Regions from separate parts of the Homo sapiens genome. Here region 2 is linked to region 1. The links are chromatin loops, found by intact Hi-C in ENCODE. Cell type or tissue: sigmoid colon. All regions are shown on one strand. Each heading gives the region's core, and the rest is flanking DNA. Links, peaks and the distances in the headings are about the cores only. Region 1 holds the start of TEAD1 (TEA domain transcription factor 1). Region 2 has its middle 59 kb from the start of PARVA.

Region 1 (9,978 bases), core at 1,219-9,218:
AAAACTGGAATGTATTTGAAAAAATGGTCAAATTTCAATTCCAAATTCAAATATGGACCACGAAGCTCATAATGAGAATCTTACAGATTGAGGACACTCAAGAGTTCACAGCTTTGAAACAAAAAATAAAAACCCACAGAAAAACACTCCAAGTATTTAGATCCAAATATACTAGCACTCCACAAACTATCCCAAGAAGAGGGAAGCCCCAGAACTTCCCTGATTTCAGAGGTACAAAGTAATTGCAATACAACAAGGTCTAAATAAGGTGTCTGTCAAAAAGCTCAACCATGAATATGAAGTGCGTAGGATGGACCTGAATTACCTGATTTTATCACTTTTATGAATATGAAAGAATAAAATGTATCACTGATGTGGTTCAAACACAACTCTAGATGCAACTTAAATACCACAAGGTAATCTATGCCTTATTATAAAATAAGAAAAAGCACCATGCAGCTATAAAAGATTGTGCCAGCCATCAATCTGTCCCCAAGCAGCCCAGCAGCAGCACAGCCTAGGTTTGTCAAAGGGGAATAAGCTTACAATATATTTTTCTGGCTGAGTCCAAAAGTTGGACATTAGCAGTTTGCAGTTCCAGTCACTAAACTCCAAAGGGGCAGCTGTAACGCTCGCATTTAACAAGGTTGGCTTGCATTTTCTTGCAGTTCTACAGAGAAATCTGGACACTTCTTTTGGCCACATTCTTCAGTCTTTGGAGAAAACAGACCCTAAAGTTTTACCACTAAACAGATTCGACCTCTAAACACAGCTTTCATATTTATTTATTTTCCCTTTCACAATCTCTCTACTGGGTACAAGTGCCTAAAATGGAGCTTAAAAGTGTTATCCACCTACTGTCTGTATGTGAATATGGTCATTTTTAAGTCCACCAGATCATACATACAGTTATTTGCACCAACCTTGAGTGATAAGACACAATTTTCATTTGCAGGCAGCATAATTATGCTCACAATTAACACATAACACATGAGATTAGAGAGAAAAGTAATCCCACAAATGCCCAGGCTCTTGTATGACCACCACGTATGAGAGATCAATCCATTTCTGAAGCAACCAACCTTAAAATATTGTTAATGTCACAGCTCATTTCTTCAAAAGTCTATTTAATATTTGGGATCTACATGCTTTAAACTGTTCGTATTATATACTTTTCTGCTGAAAATGTAAGGACAAATATGATCTAAACACCGATGATAAAAGTATATTCTTCCCAAACGTTCCCGTTAAGAAATGCCCTCATAATTGTTGCTCTGTATTCTAAGAACCAACAAAACACAAAATTGTTTATAAACTGCTGAAGCTCAAGCAGGGAAAAAAACTCGAACATTTTTTTCCTTATGACTTATTTGTTCCTTTTTCTAAATAAAAGGGGACTCCAGTCTCCCAAGTGAGTATACTAATATATAATTCCTGCTGTATAAAGTAAGTGGGGGGAGAGAGGAAATGGGAAAGGGAGGAGGAAGCCGACTCCCCCCAGGCTGCCCTCCCAAACCCGCCCTTATGTGTAATTAGTTTGCTGCTGGGGCCTGGGCACACATTGTACCACAAGGCAAGGAAAAGCCTCTCAGTGAGAAATTCCTATCAGTCTGGCTCAAACTAAATTGGGATGTCCTCCCCCTTTAAATTAAATTTAATTAAGTATATGTCATGGTGAGTCCTGGTTTTTGTTTTGGGAAAAGAAAAGAAAAAAAACCCTCCAACCCTCCAATAATCTCTCTCAGGCATGTTCCCCGCAGTTCATTACTTTATAAAGGATCACACAGAGGAGGAATTTACAGATTCTTCCCTATAATTTTCTTTACCCATATTGTCAAAGCAAAGTGTCATACTGGTTTTGTTTCAAGCTCGTTTTTAAAAAAAAAAGTTCTAATATTCCCCTAAAACTGCAGATCAAATAATATTTACCATTAAAGTAAAAATAAAATAGTCTACCTTGGCATTTTGATACCATCAGCAAGAACCCGTAATGGATATAGCTTATCATCAGTTCATTTTTTATACCAACAATAAATAAAAGAATTGTTAACTGTTTAAAACCTGAAACCTGAGAGTTCAACATAGAGTTGCACAAAGAAACACTAAAGAAAAATATCTGTGACCATTTATGGAAACAGTGAGATTAGAAAAATAAGCCTTTCCCCAAAAATTCAACAATTCAAAACCTCACTACTGACAAAAGGTTCAACGAATCCATTTGTCTTTCCTGAGTCACTTTGTAATTAGTTCTACTATTTCCTTCTAAAGAGGAAAAGATTCCTAAGGAAGTTGGATTTAAGTCTAGTCCTTGTAAGCATTCAGATATGCTTGGACCCGAAGACCCTGCTGTTTACAGAAGCGGGGCACAAACCCAACAGTGAAAGGGTGAAGCACCGGGCGTAGCCTGAAGACTGTTCCCCAATCTGTGCCTCAGAGAAGCCCCTATCCGTAGAAGACCAGCAAGATTCACTGCAGCCTGCAGAGAAAGGAGCCCACTCCCGGCTGTGACTACACAGTGGATCACATCTCCCTGAAGGGAGGGATATGTCTACTCAGGTAACCATTGCAGGCAACCAGCGCACCCCAAGCCATCAGACCACCTGAACTTCCAAAAACAACCAAGGTGGAAAGCGGGGAGAAAGAAATCTGTGGTTGTTGTGAACTGATAAGGTTCTGCTCCTTTGCAATACGTGTAGTGTTTTTAGTATTTCTTTTTACTATTTTGAAATGTGGCAGGCTTAACAGACCTTTCTATCCCAAGACCTGGGCTCCTTCCAACGCACTGTTTTTAAACATGGCCTTTTTACATTCCCTGCTCCTGGAACATCATCTGTCTCTAAGTTTCCAGGGCTCACTGAGGTCAATTTTCATTTCTGCAAATCACAGGAAGCCACTTGCTTCTAAGAAGTTAACAAGCCTCCTGAGAAACGCTGGTGGCTGGTATTTCATTGTTTCATAAATATTTTTATATAGTGACACTATCCAACTTTAAATAAATCTTTTAAAAAAGGCAATTTAAAAGCAAAGAAAATTCTGATCTGGATTTCATTTATTTTCATGAGAGGGGAGGTGTGAGTCCTCATTGTTTTCGACTCATTAAAAATATTGCTTTGATTTTTTAAAAATACAAAAGTTATTTTTTTAAAAAGAAGAAAAGTCACAGAAGTTAAACTTTCTTTAAAGCGGGACTCTGGACTTTTGAAAACAAGTGTTGCTGTTACGAACAAAGACTAGAAGTGTACCCAGATTTTCTCCCCCCCGGGGATCATTTCTCTTCCAATCAACAAACAAATCCCCCAGTATTTCCTACCGAAAGGGAAGGGAAGTTTTCCAGGGAGAGTCTCCTCCTGGGTTTGGTGGTAACTGCGACTCAGTCTTTTTTGGACACAATGTTTCTGCTGACTCCTGAAAATTTTCCACTTGAATGTGCAATGAAGCGGCGGCGGCAGCGGCAGCAACAGTCCTGGAGAAGCGGCAAAGACGACCGTGCCCTTTTTCATCTTTGAGAAGAAGGAGCGAACCCCCCGCCAGCGGCACAAGTCTGCGCAGACCCGGGCCGGCCTCGGGGGTACCCGGCGCCGGGGGGCGGCGGCGAAAGCAGGGGGGTGCAGGCCGGCTCCGGGCTCCGAGGCGGCGGCTCTGCCCGCCCGCGCTCGCTCCGAACTTCTGGCTCCCCAGCGCACCCCGTCCAAGGCGCCCGAGGGTGTGTGCGTGTGTGCGCGTGCAGGCGGCGGGAGAGGGGGCGCGCGGGGGGCGCGGCGCGGCCGGCCGGGGGCCGCCTGTTGCCGCGCGGGCTCCCAGCGCGCGGCCCAACTTGGCGTCCTGGCAAGTCGCGCGGCGGCGCCCGGCCGCTCACCTCGGAGGGGGCGCGGGGAGGCGGGTGTGGGGGCCCGGCCGCGGCCCTCCGCGTGCCCGCCCGCCGTCGCACACAAAGCAGAGCCCGCAAAGAAAGAGCGGCCCGCGAGGGACGCGCCGCCGGCCCCCCGCTGCCCCGTGCGCCCCCCGCACCCCAGCATCCGCCCCGCGCGCCAACTTACCTCGGCCCAGGGAGCCACCGCAGCGCCCGGCGAGTCCGAGGCAAACTTCGGCGCCGCTTCCCCCGCCCTCTGCTCGGTGCCCGGCTCCCTCCCCGGCTCCCGGTCCCTGGGCCCGGCCACCCCACCCCTGCCTAGCACCGCTCCTGCCCCGGGGCCGGCTGGCGCGCTGGGCTGCTGCCCGCGCTCCGGGCAAAGGTGGAGGGGTGGGGGGGCGTCACTGCATGGCCTGTGCCTGGACGCGGCCGCCCCGGGCCCGGGCCCCGCCGCGCGGAATGGCCCGCAGGGTGGAAGCGAGTCTGCAAAGTGCTTGGTGGGCGCCCGCGGCGGGCGGCGGGGCCGCGGCGGCGGCAGCAGAGGCTCGGCTCGGCTCAGGCGGCGCGGCGCGGCGCGAGCGATGCTAAGAATGTTCGGAATGAGGACAGGAATGAAATGAACGCCAGGACCGAACTCGCTCCGGAGGGGTGGGGCCTCGGTGACGTCATGCGGCCTGCCGCCCGGGGCTGGAGGCGGGGCCTGCCGCCGCCGGTGACGTCATGGGGAATCGGGGCGGACCGGCGCGGCTGCTTCGCCGTTGGGGCGCGGGCTTTCGGCAGCTGGGCGGAGTCTCGCGCCCACGGGGGAGCGTGGCTCGCGCGGGAGCCGCCCTCCGTCTCCCGGCGCGGGCTCCGGGCTTTGTCCCGAGCCGGGGCGGGGCGGGGCGGGGCGGACGGGAGCTGCGCGGCTTGGAAGTCCCTGCGCTCGCGCGAAGAACTCTGGAAGCCTGGGTTTCTTCCAGGGGGCAGGCGCCGAGGCGGGAGTTGCGCGCGACGCGCCTACCGTGCCTCAGTTTCCCTAGTCCGGGACGCGGAAGCGCGGGTGACTGCGTTGAGTGCTCCCGGACTCGCGGAAGTCTGCAAGTGTAGGGTAGAGAAGTTGCCTTTCTGGTGATGCAGATTGTTGCTCTCGAGCGCGGTGGACGCCGTCTCCGGGCCAGATTCCCAGCCTGCCATTTCTTCTCTTCCCTTTCACTTTTATAAAAGTTCACAGCTCTCACTCAAGTCGAAATCTGTCTTACGGTTGGGAAAGGAAAACCTTTAGCTTAGCAAAGAAGGATAATTACAGAGTTCGTAATAAACCTGCCCTGCTAGCAAGGTCTTCTCCAAGTCAGTTAAAAAACTAAGTTCACTCATCTCTGCCGGTTGTACTTTTCAAAAGTAACTTCCTAAACTTTGAAATGCTGCATCCGGCGACTTTAAGTTAGCCCTTTCATTATTGAGAAACTTCATTTCATTATTAAAGGAATCATTTTAACCCTGCCATTGGAGGTAGTGACGCAAAAGTGACATAGACGCAGTCGGTAAATCAGAAAACGGGTAAAATCGACCCACTGGGGACAGAACCGTCTAAAGTTTCGGGTGATTGTTATAATTATTTAACAAACTGCAAAGCAGTTCCCGCACAGTGGACCTCATTCGTTCTAGGCACTTGGCTCTCTTTTCCAGCTGAGGCCTCAGGATTAAATAACAACATATTTTGTGCCCGAGGAATCCCTATATCCCTATATATGGGTAACTGAGGAGACTAGACTGTGACTGAGTGCAACACATTTCTACAAAACATAACTTTTACTAATACATTGTTTTCCTTTTTTTTAATTTTTTTTTTATTTTATTTTTGGAGACAGGATCTTGCTCTGTCACCTAGGCTAGAATGCAATGGTGCGATCTGGGCTCGCTGCAGCCTCGACTCCCTGGAATCAAGCCATCCTCCCTTTTCAGCCTCCCGAATAGCTGGAACTACAGGCACGCACCACCACGCCTAGCTAATTTCTAAAATTTTTTTGTAGAGATGCAGTTTCACCATGCTGCCCAGGCTGGTCTCAGACGCCCGGGCTCAAGCTGTCCTCCTGCCTCGGCTTCCTGAAGTGCTGGAATTACAAAAGTGAGCCACTGCACCCAGTCTTATTAATACATTTTTAATTTCAACTCTTGAAGTAATCGGAGTAACAGGCAGTTGTAAAAAATAATAATAAATCGTTTGTTCACTTTGCCCAGTTCTCCCCACTGGTAATGTCTTCCAAAACTCTAATACAGTATCACAATTGGGATATTGACATTGATACGATCCACCCATCTTATTCAGATTTCCTCAGTCTTACTTGTACGTATTCGTACGTGCCTGTGTTTAGGTCTATGCAATTTCCTGACTTGTGTAGGTACCACCACAGTCAAGTACAAGTGCATTTTATTTCTAATTCATAGGCAATGATAAGGTAATACAGTGAGGTTCACAATAATGAACCCAACCACCTTGGCACTGGTTTTTGGAAATGTGTTAGAAAACACATAATTAATTTGGCATTAAAACTGTACTAGGCATATCTCTCTCCAAATGTCATCTTCTAAAAGCACCAGATAAATTTCGATGGCAGTGCCAACCAGTTAGTAGGGTTTCTAAACCACTATTTGTTGGCCCAGTATACCTGGGCACCTTTCAGACTAGTTCCTGTCTTATAGCCACTTTGCAATACAATATCTCCCTCATTCCAGACTGAATTAAGGAAAAATTCCTTGGCCTGGAATCCAAAGTTCTTTATGACATGAGTGACTTTTTGACCAGTATTTTCTCCAACTTCTCCCGTGTGTAAATTTTTTGAGACTCACCTTAAAAACCTCTTCCTCCGGGAAGACTGCTAAACTAAATATTTCCTCTCTAGGACCCTTGAAGCTCCTTGCTCCAGATATGCTTCTTGTATTCTGTTAGTTACCAGCATATGTGTGTTATTGGTGTTATATTGGTGTTATATGGTGATGCCTACCTATCTGAGCCCCTGGAAAGTGGTCTGGGTCTCATGCAGCTAAGTATGCCCTGCCCAGGACATACAAATGGGAAGTGACTCTCATTGTCATCTCTCCACTCTTCCAAATGCTTTCACTCTCCTCAGCCACCTTGATCAATGCATAGGACCAGTGCATGGATTTAGGGCCCCAGCACCTAAGGGCAGGAACATTAAGTGCAACCCGCTAAAATGGCAGCAGATACCATATACTGCGTCCATGCTTAGCACTTGGCATTTTACATTTGCCATCTCAATTAGTTCTCACAGAACCTGTGTAAAGTAGTAATTAGTACCCCCAGTTTACACAAGGGAAAAACTGAGATGTTAGGGAGGCTATATAACTTGTCCATGGTCACATAGTCAGAACCTGAATTCCTTCCGACTCATGTTTATAACCTGTATTCATAACCCCTGACCTCTACTGTCACCAAAGCTGAAATGAATATAAATCAAAGCAGTGGAATGCCAGGCACTGATCTAAGTACTTTCCAGATATTACCTCATTTGATCCCCACAGCCACCCTATGAGGTGGTTACTATTATTAGTCTTATTTTATAGATGAACGAGCCGAGGACCGGAGAGATGAAATAACTCGATCAGGGTCATATATTTAGTAAGTGCAAAGCAAAAATTCAAACCCGGGCAGTCCAGCTCCAGATTTCATGCCCTTAGCCTCCCACTGTATTGTATTAGCTGCTCCCACTTAGCTATTGTATTAGCTGCCCACTGCAATGAAGGCAGAAGATCAACGTCCACAGGGGTGACTTACCTGGAGATGTAACAATCATGTATATCACTAATGATACAAAAGGGTTCATTTCCCCCCACCAGTTCTTACCAAGAAAGAAGCTGAAACAGTGGTCTACTGAGTGGTAACAAATCATGCTGAGACAAACTCTTGAGTCAGCCTGAAGCTAGGAAGGAGAGCCAGAGCCAATGGGTTAGAATTGACCCTAAAGTTGTACCTGGCTCCAGAAGATATTGCTTTGGAAGACAAGGAGAGATGTATTAATAAGGATGATACTAGTTACCTCTTTTCTTTTTTTTTTTTTTTTTTGAGACAGTCTCTCTCTGTCACCCAGGCTGGAGTGCAGTGGCGCCATCTAGGCTCACTGCAAGCTCCGCCTCCCAGGTTTACTTATGCCATTCTCCTGCCTCAGCCTCCCGAGCAGCCTGGACTACAGGCGCCTGCCACCATGCCCGGCTAATTTTTTATATTTTTAGTAAAGATGGAGTTTCACCGTGTTAGCCAGGATGGTCTCGATTTCCTGACCTCGTGGTCCACCCGCCTCGGCCTCCCAAAGTGCTGGGATTACAGGCGCAGGCCACTGCACCCGGCAGAAGTCCCACTCTTAATAATACACCAAAGAGAGACTCAGATGCATATGCACCAGGACACATGTGCAAGAATATTCACTGGACATTTTTGTAATAACCCCAAACAAGAAACAACTGCAATGTCCACTAGTGCCAGAAAGGATAAATGAATTGTGATGTAATCATACAATGGAATACTATACAGTGATGAAAATGAATGAACAACAGCTACATGCAATGACATGGGTGAATCCTTAAAATATACTGAGTAAAACGAATATGAAATAATCCATATAGTACAATTGTTTTTATATAAAGATTAAAAACAAGGAAAATTTAACAGCATTGTTAAAGATACATATTTAGAAAGAAGAAAAAAATTCAATAGAAGAACAAGAAGAATGGCCAACAAATCTGGGGTAGTGGTCATCACTACAGGGAGGGTGTTGTGATGAAGAAGGAAAACACAGGAAGGAGGCTTCTGAACTGCTGGCAATGTTTATTTTTGCCTGGTTGCATCATGAATGCTCACTGTGATTCATGAAGCTATGTATTTATTTTAAACACGCTTTTCTACTATTGTATTAATATTTCACAATTTTGGGAGGGGGAGACAAGGTCTCACTGTGTCAACCAGGATGAAGTGCAGTGGCGCCATCTTGGCTCACTGCAGCCTCCACCTCCCAGGCTCAAGTGAGCCTCCCACCTTACCCTCCTGATTAGCTGGGACTACAGGCATGCACCACCACGCCTGGCCAATTTCATGTGTGTGTGTGTGTGCTCCCCTACTGGTTTTGAACTTCTGGGCTCAAGTGATCCTTTTGCCTCAGCCTCCCATAGTACTGGGATTACAGGCATGAGCCCCCATGCCCAGCCACAATTTTTTTTCAAAGTTAAAAATACATGCTAAAGACAACTATCAATAATCACATACCTCCCATGCATCAAGGACTTCACTTGGTTGTGAGTCCTATCCCTTCTTACATTTTCATAGTCCTTTCTGTACACATTATTCCTCTCTCTTCCAGATCTTCAGCTTCTATACTTGATCCTTTTCATCAGCATTTAAATAAATCTCTTTCCCATCTTAAATACAACAAAAAATAACCTTCTGTTGTTCTGGCCTCATGCCCAGCTACTGTCCTCTCTCTTCCCTTTCATGGCAAAACGTCTGAGAGGAATTGTCTGGCCTCATTGCCTCCATTTATTTACCTCCTACTTATTTCTCAACCCTCTCCAATTGGGCTTCTGCACCCATCAGGAATTGCATTCAAACAGTGGTCGTTCTAGCCTTTCATGAGTGTAGTTAGTTCAGTAGGCCTTTCATCTACCATCTTACTTGTATTATTTGACATTATTAACCACCACCTCCCTGAGACACTCTGTTCATTTAATTCCTACTTCTCTGGCTGCTCTGTCTCATTTTGCTTAACTGACCTGGTCCCCTCTAGCGAGCCATGAATTTTGTAATTCTGGATCTTAGGCTTTCTTCTAGTTTCACTTTATATCCTGTCTCCAGCTGAGCTCGTTCACTCCATTGGTTTCAATTATTATTTTTTCGCTGTTGTCTTCCAAACATGCACATGTGATCCATCTGTCTCTCTCTCTCTCTCTCTCTCTCTCTCTCTCTCTCTCTCTCTGGAACTCCAGATGTGTATATCTGATCTCTTACATGATACCACCATCTGGGTATCTCAAAAGTATCTCAAGCAACCTGTCCAAAACCATAATCTTCCACTGTAAACTTGGTTCTCATCCAGTGTTTCCATCTCTGGGAAATCAGCAGAAACCTAGAATGTTAGGCT
Region 2 (8,000 bases), core at 1-8,000, 350 kb after region 1:
ACCTGAAAAAGACATGGGAAGAACACTCAGTAAATACTAATAGCATGATTTTTATAGCATTCGTATATTATTATATTTTAAATTAGCATGATTATCACATTTTACTAAAATCTATTATGATTTTTGTGTGTAGGAGTATATATTATACATACACACACAGACATTCTGTATCTACAAAATAAATGTTCAAATTGGGCTATTTTTACTCGTTTGCCTTCTCTGAGCATACACATCAACTTTCTGTATACTAGGATGAGGATTAGAGCATGCTAGACATTTCTTTTTAATGCTGGAATAAATAAATATGAAATTTAAAAATTGTCGTAGCTAGCTTGGTGCCTACAGGCTATTTTTCTGGAATTCTCCTTAGGACCTAAAATCCTAAAGATCTTCATCCTTGGAAGAAAATTTTACTCTCAGAACTCAACTTATTCCATATCATGTCATCTCTGTTTCCATGAGATGACTACCAGATTGACTGTCAATCACTCTGAATGGGGATTCCAGACCTTTTGGACGGGGGATTCTTCATGGGGCAGCTAGGATCTTTCTGGAAAGGCTCTAGGGAAGAGGTGGTGGGGATCAATGGTAACTGTCATCCAGAGATTGTCTAACTTAGCCTATATGGAGTCAGTTCATTTATTAACAACTGCCCCTTGAGCTTCCATTATACTAACCTACGTAATAAATCCTCTCATTTACCAAATGCTATATGCCAGATACTGTACTAATTATTTCACATGTATCATCCCATTTATTCCTCAAATTGCACTTACATTATAGGTAAGGAAATAAAAACTCAGAGAGGAAATTAACTTATACAAGATGATGCAATTATTAATAGGCAGAGCCAGGAGTTAGGCACAGGTAGCCTGAATCTAGTATCCACATTTCATTTGGTCTATACTGCCTTTCCTTGTGCCAAATACCGTTTAGACACAACAAGGACCTACTCTACTTTTCCATAGTGGGACTATGGAAAAGAAATGCCAATGTTCCCCCTAAATGAAGACCACTGAATGCAATTCCCAGGCGAAAGGTGGGGGGAATTGCCTCAACAGCATCATGTGGTCTTAGCGCTTCCCAGCAGCAAAGCTATCAAACTCTGACTCTTTCTCAAGAGTCAGCAAAACAGAACCTAGAGGAGGAAAGAAAGTCATGTATTGCCTTTTATTAAAAAGTTGCTGATACAGAAAAGAAGAATGCTTCATTAATAAACACACAGCCTTACATATACAAGGCACAGTTCTTATATCCTCACTGATGGTGATGATGCAGAGAGGGAAAGACGCTAAGGGCTAGGGAAGAAAAGATGCAGAAGCTTGGCAGAATCAAAGACAAGCTGCTGCGTCTCTTCCTGCCTTAGTCTCTTAGATCTGGGTGTGGTGTGGGAGGAGAGGCAGTGGGGAGCAAGGGTGAAGCAAAGGGAAGAGGCCAAGAGGACACATCCTGCCTCGTTTCCTGTGCAAAGGTTCATTTGAGCTGTCATGGTCTCCGTGCCACCTGGCTGGGGACACACCTGCATGGGATAGAAGAGACAAAGAAACCAGAGGACGAAAACCTCCTCTCTTTCCTTCAGTGTGAGCCCTCGAGAACTTGGAAAAAAGAAATCTTCTTGCCAGCTTCCCTTAGTGTAAGAGTGGGCCAGGTCAGAAGCCAGGTGAAGCGGGCATGCTTTACCACCTGGCAAGCTGACGTGATGGCGGGCTCTGTTCTGGGCCAGCAGGAGAACAAGGAGCTATTTGTGAGACTGGTCCTAAATACCACCGTCTTGCTATTTCAATATGTTTGGGCCATTCTATTCTTTTATTCTCCATGAGTGTCAAGATGGCTGATGCTGGGATCTCTGCCTAATTTGAATATAGAATTAACTCAGGGTCATTCAAGGGGATGAGAGGGGCAGTAAGAAAACCACAGAAATCAACACAAGACACACGGAATTCATTTGTGTTGAATACTGAATTAATCAGGGACACCATTGTTAGAAATGAGAAATTCATACATCTTTCTCCCTCAACTCTCTCTGTCTCTCTCTCTTCTCCCTCCCTCTTTCTTCCTCTCTCCTCCCCTCCCCACACCACACCTCCCAGACCCCTCCTGCCTTGCTCCAAGCTGGGCCATGGGGAGTTGGAACCCCAGAGTGACTTGAGATGATGTCAAATCTCCTAATGCCAGATATAGAAAAGTTGAGTGTAAGTAAATAAATTTGGTTCTCCTCCTCCCTCCCCAGATCCTCACTACTCCAAAAAATAAACACTACCAGAGCAGTGAACTGCTTCTCTTTCTACCCGGGAAGCATTTTAGGTCCAACCATTCAATAACCCCTGCCACCCCCACCCCACCAAGTACTCTACTGTCTCAGTGAAAACGCTCCAGCTTCAGTGGATAAAGAAAACAATGATGGGCTTTGGTTATGGGATGTCTGTCTCTGTGTATGTGACATACAGACACATTTATAAACATATAAAATGTTTGTGTTTTTTTAATCTATGGATATGAGAGTTGTTTAAAGAGTTCTCCAAAAACATTAATGTTCATTGAGAAAAGAAGTCTGCCATCTCCCCAGCTGGCACGGGGCTTGTCCCTTCCACAGCAGAGATCTTTGGAGTATCCATGTCTAGATGCAACTGCATGGTTCATTTCATATTTCTGATTAGAATAAACATAACATTTTCCATGCAATCTGCCTCTAGTGCTTCTTAAATGAAGCTGTGCTTCCCCCAGGGAAATATGCATCTGCTTGTTGTAATGTTTTCGATGGTTTGCTTGTTGGACCACATATTAAACCCACTTTAAGAGCTGCCATCACCAAATGGTTTCAAGTAAATATGTCTTTTTTTTTTCTCCCAAATTTGCGTCTGAGAAAGGCAAACTTCTACAAGTTTTTTTTAAAGAAGATAATTCTTTGGGTGTTCAAGGTAAAGAGAGCACTCTGTCAGATGCAATGAAACATGATCCTCCTAAGGAAACCACTGCAGCTGGAGCCCACATTGGTTCTGAAATCTGGATGGTAAGCAGCCCCCACCAGCCAAGGCCCTCTTTGGCTGGTCAAGTGTTGTTACCTTTAACTGCAAGGAAAGCTGGGGATCAAATTCTTCATCTGCAGAGGAGGAGGAGGTTGAAGAGGCAGAAGAGGAAGCCTCTGTTACCTGTGCTCTGAGGGGAAAGTTCTTGGAGTCTGAAATGGGAACAGAAAAACTCAATGAACTGCTAGCTTCATTTCCTGCTTTATGAACCAAAGCTGCTGCTTCCTCCTCCCCCACTTACTCTCATTCCCTTCCTCCCTGCCCTCCCCTCACTGCACCTGCCGTGAGCATGAGGCAACAGTACCTAAGGGCAACTGAAAATTTGGCCCTCCATGTTAATTACATTTCTGGGTCCCTGCCAAGAGCTTTGCAGCTCTCTTTTCACATTAAAAAAAAAAAAGAAAAAACCAAGGTATTATGCAGAAATCAATTAATTCCTTAAACACCATTTATATGGTGTGTTGCTCAGAATGCATTCAGAGATAAAATCTATTATTAAAATGCATGTCTGAAGTTAGTTGAGTTACCTAAATGCTTGTGTAAGGTTCGTTCTGCAGAGTAATTGAATGCAAAAAAGTTGGAGCCAGCTCTTAAACAAATCGCCCTTCTGCGGCTCACAGCATCTGGCACCCATTTTTACTACATGACATCTGCTCAGTGTAAAAGAGCTGGCGTCAGAATGTCTGGTCATAGAAAAAAAAAATCCCAAATGTAATCAGAAGCAAAAGGACTCTAAGCCTAAGGTTTTATCACATAGTCTCATGCAACATAAATATTTCATTAATTATGGCTAAACAAATGCCATTTTTATTTTCCCAACTTGCAGATGTTATCACATCATCGAAGTGGTGATTCAAATGCCAGGAAAGGCAGTTTAAGATAGGGATGGCTCAACAACACAGGGCCCAAGGGAGAGCCGAATTCGAGGAGATATGCCAGTCTCTGAACAAGAGGTAGATGGTTAGAGGCAGCAAAGTGCCCACGTTAACTAGAATCGCTCTGTGATCTGGCCGGGGACCATGTGTGATAAGGTCTTCCAGGTGCCACAGGAGGCTTTTATTCTTCTCAGCAAGAACATCTGCCCCTACACATCAACATGATGCAGAGTTAATGAGTAATAGCTGGATTAACCCACTCTGATTACTGAATATCAGGACCAGCTAGGACTCCACGATACGAAATTTACTAATCTTTATTTTGCTGTGGCTGCTTATGTCTGAATAGAAATAGGTGTTGGGTCGGGGGAAAGGAGAAGCACCTCCACGTCAACTAACATTCTCTCCAGCCTGCCTTTTCCTCCTTAAAATTTTCAACTATTCACCCTAGTGAGAGAGGCCAAGTTTGACAAAATAAGGGTGCTTTAGCCTCCAGGAGCACATTTACATATGTTGTTATTCAAAGCAAAATAATGCAAAACATCCCTGTTTTCTGGTTTAATTTGCCAGATGGAAAGCTCAGGTAAAGATAGAATCAGAGAGCAGTATAATAATGGGAGGAAGCATTGTTACTGATGAGCTGAGATTGTTTCCCACTTCTAGCCACTAAATGACCACTGAGTAATTCAGTCACTGAGTGTTCACTTCTTAGCATATGACCTTGAGGAAATAATTTTACCTCCTTGAGTTTCTCAGGATCATGATTTCTAACTTGCAGAATTGTTGTGGAAGGGTGGAGATAATCAGTGTAAAGTGCCTAGCGCAATGCCGGTATATTAGCGGTGCCTGAGTAAATGTTCTTATTGTTGGTAGCAGCAAGAGCAGCAGGAACCACGTGATCATCATCACTGATCTAAAATAACAATACTGCAACATTAGAAAACTGCCTATTTAGCCTTTGTTTATGGAAGAAACATAAACTTAAGTTGAAACTTCTTTTAACTTTCAAAAAATAAATATTTCCATTGAAATTTCTTTTGAAATTGAGGAGAAAATGCTTCCAAAGATAAGGCATTTCTTACACTTCCGGCAAGAAAGAAGTTATATAGTTGCCACTGAGTCTTTTTCTTGTTACTCTCTCCATTACAGAACCAACCATTCTAGTACTTTTTTTTTTTTTTGAGACGGAGTCTTGCTCTGTCACTCAGGCTGGAGTGTAGTGGCATGATCTGGGCTCACCGCAACCTCCGCCTCCCGGGTTCAAGTGATTCTCCTGCCTCAGCCTCCTGAGTAGCTGGGATTACAGGTGCCCACCAACATGCCCTGCTAATTTTTGTATTTTTAACAGAGATGGAGTTTCGCCATGTTGGCCAGGCTGGTTTCGACTCCTGATCTCAGGTAATCAACTTGCCTCGGCCTCCCAAAGTGCTGGGATTATAGGTGTGAGCCACTGCACCTGGCCTAGTACACTTTTCATTTGTAAAATCTTAAAGACTTTGCAGCATTGTTCCACTCTGGCTGTGTTAGAATGACTGATTCTGGAATTCATCTCCCAACACAAAGCACTGAAAATTAAGAAAAAATACATGAAGCATCTATTTTCAGGCACTGGACAGCAGGCAGTGCAGAACTGTGATAAAGGCAAGAACAGAAGCAAATGAGGAAAGTCCTACAATCACAGTAACTTTCTGCCTAGAGGGTCTTTCCAGATCACAGTACAGGTAAGAAGAAACTAAATAAAGCATAACAGATTCATTGAGTTGAAAAGATAGATGAAAGTTTGGGCAGGCTGAGACAGCTGGAATACGTGGGGCAGAGTATTGGAGAAGAGGGAGCTATGAAAAGAAGAAATTCACACCTAAGCATAGAAATCCCCTTGAGTCTATTGCTTATAGTAAACTATAGATACATAAAGAGAAACTCTATGAGGTTGGGCAAATAGCTGCTGGAAAGTTGTAGCCTAAACAATCTTGAAAGCTTCTTTAGGACTGAGAGATGTTCAAGTTCTACCTAGCCAGGGTAGAACAAAAATTTAAGGCATTGATAGAGACCACAGAAAAATCACGGGGAATGAATTAGCCCTAGAGTAAAGGTTATTATAGATTCACCTGAAAAAAGCTTAAAAGCAAGCCTTCAAAGGAAAACAAGTGATCTGCAAGTTACCCTACTTCTGCCTGCCAAATATTCTTTACTGCCTATTTAATTCCTTAATTAAAGAAACAAAACATAGACATGCTACAATGTAACATTCAGAGTCTGGCAGCTGGTGAACAATTACTAGATATGTAAAAAAGCAGGACAAGTCTGATAATCAAGAGAAAAATTTGTCAATAAAAGCAGACCCAGAAATGACAGATATGAGGGAATTAGCAGATGAGAATTTTGAAATAGCTATTATAAATGTGCTCAAGAACTCCACCAAAAAAAACTATTATAATAAATCAGTAAAGTTGCAGTACACAAAATTAACATAGGAAAATTAGGAGCATTTCTATACATGAACAACAAACTATCTGAAAAAGAATGAAAAAAATCTCATTTATAATAACTTCAAAAAAAAAAACCACCTAGGAATAAATTTAACCAAGGAGGTGAAAGACCTATACACTGAAAATCATAAAACATTAATAAAAGAAATTGAAGACACAAAGAAATCAAAAGATATCTCATGTTAATGTATTGAAACAATTACTGTCAACATTTTCACTAAATATATACAGTCAAAGCATTGCAATTAAAAAGAAGATATTGTCAGACTGGATTTTAAAAAAGCAAGAACCTGCTATATATTGTCTATAATAAATTCATTTTAAATATAAAGAGAAATTAAAAGTAAAAATTTAGAAAAACTAGAGTGTGATAACTCTAATCAATAAGAAAGATCATGTGGCTGTATCAAAGTAATTTGTGGACCAGGAATATTAACAAAGATAAAGAGGGACATTCCATAATAAAAGGTAAACCTATCAAGAAAATGAAACAATTTTAAATATGTGCACACTTGATTAAATTAAAGAAACAAAATACAGACGTGCTTGATTAATTAAATATTAATTAATTACAGAGCTCCAAAATACATGAAGCAAAAATTGACCAAACTGAAAAGAAAAATAGATAATTCAAAAATTATAGCTAAGGGGTATTAACCCTTTTCTCTTGGAAATTGATAGAATAAGTACACAAAAGTAAGAGTATGCGACTTGTACACGCTATTAAACAACTTGACCTATTTCACATCATAGAACACTTCACCAAACAGCAACAGATTATTTGAAAGCGCACAGGAAACATTTCCTAAGTTAGACGATATCCTTGGCTTTAAAACAATCTTGATAAAGTTCTAAGGAGATTGAAATAATGAAAACCATGTTCTCTGACCACAGGAGAATTAAAGTAGAAATTAGAAATTAATAACGGAAAGATACTCTGGAATATCCACAAAATATTTGAGAATTAAATAATACACTTTTAAATAACCCATAGGTCAAAAAAAGAAATCACAAAGAAAATTAAAACAATGTATTTTTGAGACAGAGTCTCACTCTGTCACCCAGACTACAAAGAAAATTAAAAGCAATTTGAATGGAATGAAAACACAACATATTAGAATTTGTAAGATTCAGCTAAAGCAGTGCCCAGAGGGAAATGTATGGCTTTACCTTGTTTATATTAGAACAGAAGAAAGGTTTAAAATCAATGATTTAAGCATACTGTAAGAAGCTAACAAATATGTATTAATTTCAAAGAAGTAAAAATAAGACTGACAATTGACTTTGAAGAGAAACAATGGAAGCTATGAACAATGGCATGATATCATTAAATGATGAAAGACAGTGCCTACTGTCAACTTGCAGTCTATATTCTAAAGAAATATCCTTTAAAAACAAAGGCAAAAGTGAAACGTTTTCAAACAAAACCTGGCAGAATTATCCTCAGCAGACTCACACTAAAAGGAATGCCACAGACAGTTCTCCAGGCAGAAGAAAACCAATCTAAGATGAAAGTATTGTGATGCAGAAAAAGATGAAGAACCACTAAAACAGAAAATGTGCATGAATCCATGCACATTCAGGACTGTTTCAAACCATAATTATAATAT

Evidence for each region. Hi-C counts contacts between places; a loop is a spot of excess contacts. Peaks named below come from ENCODE experiments on the same cell type or tissue, not always from the same donor. Only the 100,000 strongest peaks of a DNase experiment are listed, where the experiment ranks them.
Region 2: a loop joins it to region 1, with 3 times the contacts of the local background. A loop is called at or near these places in 6 of 110 quality-filtered maps.

Annotation. Positions count from the first base shown.
Region 1 is chr11:12,668,894-12,678,871 of GRCh38, reverse strand. It overlaps TEAD1 (TEA domain transcription factor 1), which reads right to left and starts at 4,451. Exons shown (of 13, transcript NM_021961.6): 1 at 4,038-4,451; 2 at 3,311-3,463. RefSeq lists enhancers at 1,233-1,812, 1,996-2,809, 2,810-3,624 and a silencer at 4,460-4,759. In sigmoid colon, for the core only: no CTCF peak of the experiment used is centred there; DNase peaks (open chromatin) are centred at 2,791, 3,481, 4,001, 4,601 and 1 weaker place; H3K4me3 peaks cover 4,325 bases; H3K27ac peaks cover 2,570 bases.
Region 2 is chr11:12,314,874-12,322,873 of GRCh38, reverse strand. It overlaps a transcript of MICAL2 not described here. Among named protein-coding and RNA genes, the nearest start is that of PARVA, 59 kb to the left of the region's middle. In sigmoid colon, for the core only: no CTCF peak of the experiment used is centred there; DNase peaks (open chromatin) are centred at 3,643 and 3,990; H3K27ac peaks cover 675 bases.